Linked DNA regions of Homo sapiens: region 1 is linked to region 2. Evidence: read pairs that join two places in POLR2A ChIA-PET (ENCODE). Cell type or tissue: HepG2. All regions are shown on one strand.

Region 1 (2,500 bases), 310 kb before region 2:
TGGAGACCCTGCTGCCTCTCGCCACTCTACTAAAATATGGCAAATTTACACACAGTTACGTAAATGATTTTTTGGGTCAAATTTTTCTCTTTCATCTTAATGTCTAATTTTGTCACAATTAATTGTGTTAACCACATCATGCATGGACTGAATACCCCTATGTAACACTTGTCACATTGGAATTTAACATCAAATATACTCAGTTTCCCCCTGGACTGGCAATACAATTATAGGAGATTCACATTTTTCATTTCTTTTTAAAAAAAGACAACTGCGAAACAATCGTACGTTGTAGCTTAAGGACCAAAGGCAAAGAAGCTTTGCCCTCTAATGGAAACTGCAATCGCATTGTAAACAACCCTAATGTAAATAATTGTTCCAACTGGAACTTGCTAGGGCAGGAATTAGGCACTGAGGGACACAGCTCAGGCTGTTTGGCATGAGGGTTACTGAGCATATATCCCTGAGCATACACCTTTGCCTTGTCCTGGTCTCTAAGGAACAGCATAGACCCCCCTCCACCTCCCACCTTGCCCCCTTGATTCATTCGTAATTTCTTATTTGGCAATAGGAAGAGGGAAATTTCAAACAAAATATTTTTCACCACCTGGAAAACAATCTACCTGAAAGCAGATTCCTAGTGCTCATTACTGCGAGGCTGGGCTCATCGCAGCCATTGTCATGCAAGCACAGTTGTAAGTAATAATGTGGCCTTTAATGACGGAATGATGGACCTGCCAAACACTTGCTCCTGCCATGGACTGCTTGCATTTCCCTGCTGGAGAGCACAGAGATGCCCATCTGGGAGTTATTAACATATCCTCGTCAATTCAGAACCGACTTTAACATAATCCATATTTGTTGGAGAAAGTCCAACATCAGCTTGAGAACAGCAGTCACGTGCCTCAATGACACATTTCAAACAGCACACACCGAGCATGCTTGGGCAGCTAAGCAATTCAGAAATGCAAATAGCTGAAGCACTCTCCTGACTAGATAAAAAGGACAAATCCCTTTTGGCAAGAGACTGGATAGCCTCTTAATGTTGCAGGAAAACAACCAAACTGGGAAAGGTACAAATTCCAGAAGCATCAGTTTGGGTTTGGTGAGTCACCAGGAAGGCATCTCTTTTTTGGTTTATTCCAATCATGTTGGTACAATCAATCTCGGGTCGAACTTTGGACTTCAGCTGTTGTCAGGCAGAGCTGTTTGTCTGGGATTCAGGAATACAGATGCTCTTAAACCAACAATGTTGCACGTTGTACGCTTGCTTGTTGACATATGTACAGTATAAGCACACATCTCTCCCTTTAAAACACAACAAAGAGCTATCAGTTCCAATTCAACATCATCTTAGTTCTCGTTCTGAATGGGTTACCTAATGTGAATAAATCTGTGGAAAAAGCTAGATTGGTTATGGTCCTTAATATGAGTCCTCATAAAATTAATTTGTATCAAAATATCATGTAAAGTCTGTGGAAGTTATCTCCAAATTAGGCACTGGTTTTTGTGAGTATAGAATATGTGCCTGGATACTTTTTGAATTATTTTAACGTGCTGAAAATACATTTCATCAACTAAATGCCTTTGGTTGATAGATACTATTGGTGTTATCTGTACCTTGTAGTGAAATAAATTAAGAAATAAGGGGTAAAAAGCACTTCCTTGAGGCCACCACCCATTTCTATTGAGGTGGATTTTGGTAAAATTGCAATAAAATCCTATTTCAGATTACGTAAACCAAAGCCAAATGCAAATTCTTCCTTCAAATATTTAAATAGATGCACAGGGCTAGATCACTAGATAATAGCATTGTACCACTATTAGATTTTCTTCATTTGATAATCATATTGTGGTTATGCAAGAGAATGTTTTTGTTCTTAAGAAATACATGTTGAAAGTATCTAGGAATAAGGGGTTATGATATCTGCAATGTTCTCAAATAGTTCAGCAAGATAAAAATAATGAAAATACATACACAAAGAGAAGACAAATGTGGCAAAATGTTTACAACTGATCAACATAGGCAAGGGCTGTATGTGTGTTCCTTGTGCCATTGTGGCAATTTTCTAGTAGGTTTGAAATTTTTCAAAATAAAAAATCAGAAATAAAATCAATTAGACTCACAGCTAATAATATGGACTTCTTAAAAATAAAATTCACTGTTTGGAAACTTTCTCTTATTCACTGTTCTTTGCTTAATGATAACATTTTCTTTATGTTCTTTACTTAATGATAACATTTTTAATAAGGTGGGGAATGACCTGGAAGAAGAGGAAGACAGGAAGTGAGAAATAGCTTACCAAGGGACAGGAAAATGAGGCAGAGAGACAAAAAAGGTGGGAAAAGTGAGATAGAATAGGAGAGAAGAAAATACCAAAGGGAGGACAAAGCGCACCTCAGTGCAGTTCTGAGCCAGAACATCTGGGGCAACCAGGGGTAATGCTCCAAGGCTGGGAAGAAGACGGGGCAGAGATCTTACCCACATGGTAGGGACCAT
Region 2 (2,500 bases):
TGTGTTTTGGGGGTGCTCTTCCTAAGGAGTAACTTTGTGGTGTTCTCTGTGTTTCCTGAATTTGAATGTTGGTCTGTCTTGCTAGGTTGGGGAAGTTCTCCTGGATAATACCCTGAAGAGTGTTTTCCAACTTGGTTCCATTCTCCCCGTCACTTTCAGGTACAGCAGTCAAACGTAGGTTTGGTCTTTTCACATAGTCCCATATTTCTTGGAAGCTTTGTTCGTTCCTTTTCATTCTTTTTTTCTCTAATCTTGTCTTCATGCTTTATTTCATTAAGTTGATCTTCAATCTCTGACATCCTTTCTTCTACTTGATCGATTTGGCTATTGATACTTTATGCTTCACGAAGTTCTCGTGCTGTGTTTTTCAGCTCCATCAGTTCATTTATATTCTTCTCTAAACTGGTTACTCCAGTTAGCAATTCCTGTAACCTTTTATCAAGGTTCTTAGATTCCTTGCATTGGATTAAAACATGCTCCTTTAGCTCAGAGGAGTTTGTTATTACCCACGTTCTGAAGCCTACTTCTGTCAATTCGTCAAACTCATTCTCCTTCCAGTTTTGTTCCCTTGCTGGAGAGGAGTTGTGATCCTTTGGAAGAGAAGAGGCATTCTGATTTTTGGAATTTTCAGTCTTTTTGTGCTGGTTTTTCCTCACCTTCATGGATTTATCTACCTTTGGCCTTTGATGTTGGTGACCTTTGGATGGAGTTTTTGTGTGGTTGTCCTTTTTGTTGATATTGATGCTATTGCTCTTTGTCTGTTAGTTTTCCTTTTAACAGTCAGGCCTCTTCTGCAGGTCTGCTGGCATTTGCTGGAGGTCCACTCTAGACCCTGTTTACCTGGGTGTCACCAGCAGAGGCTGCAGAACAGCAAAGATTGCTGCCTGCTCCTTACTCTGGAAGCTTCATCTCAGAGGGCCACCCACCAGATGCCAGCCAGAGCTCTCCTGTATGAGGTGTCTGTTGACACGTGCTGGGAGGTGTCTCCCCATCAGGAGGCATGGGGGTCAGGGACCCACTTGAGGAGGCAGTCTGTCCCTTAGCAGAGCTCAAGCGCTGTGCTGGGAGATCCACTGCTCTCTTCAGAGTCAACAGGCAGGAACATTTAAGTTGGCTGAAGCTGCGCCCAGAGCCACCCCTTCCCCCAGGTGCTCTGTCCCAGGGAGATGGGAGGTTTATCTATAAGCCCCTGACTGGGGCTGCTGCCTTTCTTTCAGAGATGCCCTGTCTAGAGAGGAGGAATCTAGAGAGGCAGTCTGGCTACAGTGGCTTTGCGGCACTGCAGTGGGCTTTGCCCAGTCCGAACTTCCTGGTGGCTTTGTTTACACTGTGAAGGGAAAACAACCTACTCAAGCCTCAGTAATGGTGGACGCCCCTCCCCCCACCAAGCTGGAGAGTCCCAGGTGGACTTCAGACTGCTGTGCTGGCAGCGAAAATTTCAAGCCAGTGGATCTGAGCTTGCTGAGCTCCATGTGGGTGTGATCCGCTGAGCAAGACAACTTGGCTCTCTGGCTTTGGCCGTTTCCAGGGGAGTGAACGGTTCTGTCTTGCTGGTGTTCCAGGTGCCACTGGGGTATGAAAAAAAAAACTCCTGCAGCTAGCTCCATGTCTGCCCAAACAGCCACCCAGTTTTGTGCTTGAAGCCCAGGGCCCTGGTGGTGTAGGCACCTGAGGGAATCTCCTGGTCTGTGGGTTGTGAAGACCATGGGAAAAGCATAGTATCTGGGCCAGATAGCACCATCCCTCACAGAAGGGTCCCTCACAGCTTCCCTTGTCTAGGGGAGGGAGTTCCCTGACCCCTTGCGCTTCCTGGGTGAGGCAATGCCCCACCCTGCTTCTGCTCACCCTCTGTAGGCTGTACCCACTATCTAACCAGTCCCAATGAGATGAACGGGGTACCTCAGTTGAAGATGCAGAAATCACCTGCCTTCTGCGTTGGTCTTGCTGGGAGCTGCAGACCGGAGCTGTTCCTATTTGGACATCTTGCCTGGGAATCCTGGTTCTTAATAATAGTAAAATTTCTAATAGTGCTTGGCAAAATCAAGCCAACCTAAGGAATGCTCATTTTACCAAAGGCATATTTCAGGATATTCGTCATTTCTTCAAAATATTGAATAAAAAAACCACTATGGAACATTTTTACAGGATATTTTAATCACTTTAAAGTATACAAGGTAAAGAGGAGTGTTGCAGATAAAAAGGCAACTTCAATAAATGGACAAGAATGGAAGTTGTGTGATACATGAAATGTTTATGGACTGAGTAATCAGATCAAGCAGTGTTCAAATCCTGCCTCTGCAGCTTACTAAGTGACCTTAGATGAGTTACTGAACTTAGAACTTCAGCTTTCATACTTATAAGACGGAGATGAAAATCATCTATTTCAAAGAATTCTTCTAAGGACCAAATGACACTGTATATAAACTGTCTTGCTGGCTATATATTATGCATTCGGTTAATTATAGTTTCTCCCATATGAAACCAGCACATCAGAGTGGCC

What was found. Peaks named below come from ENCODE experiments on the same cell type or tissue, not always from the same donor. Only the 100,000 strongest peaks of a DNase experiment are listed, where the experiment ranks them.
Region 1: POLR2A ChIA-PET joins it to region 2 with 6 read pairs; 1 of 35 experiments calls an interaction of 5 or more read pairs at or near these places.

Annotation. Positions count from the first base shown.
Region 1 is chr2:175,605,408-175,607,907 of GRCh38, forward strand. LOC107985962 (a long non-coding RNA gene) reads right to left here. Exons shown (of 4, transcript XR_007087312.1): 4 at 1-2,500. Among named protein-coding and RNA genes, the nearest start is that of LNPK, 400 kb to the right of the region's middle. In HepG2, no CTCF peak of the experiment used is centred here; DNase peaks (open chromatin) are centred at 374 and 1,164; H3K4me3 peaks cover 578 bases.
Region 2 is chr2:175,912,770-175,915,269 of GRCh38, forward strand. No RefSeq gene overlaps it. Among named protein-coding and RNA genes, the nearest start is that of LNPK, 88 kb to the right of the region's middle. In HepG2, no CTCF peak of the experiment used is centred here; DNase peaks (open chromatin) are centred at 772 and 1,372.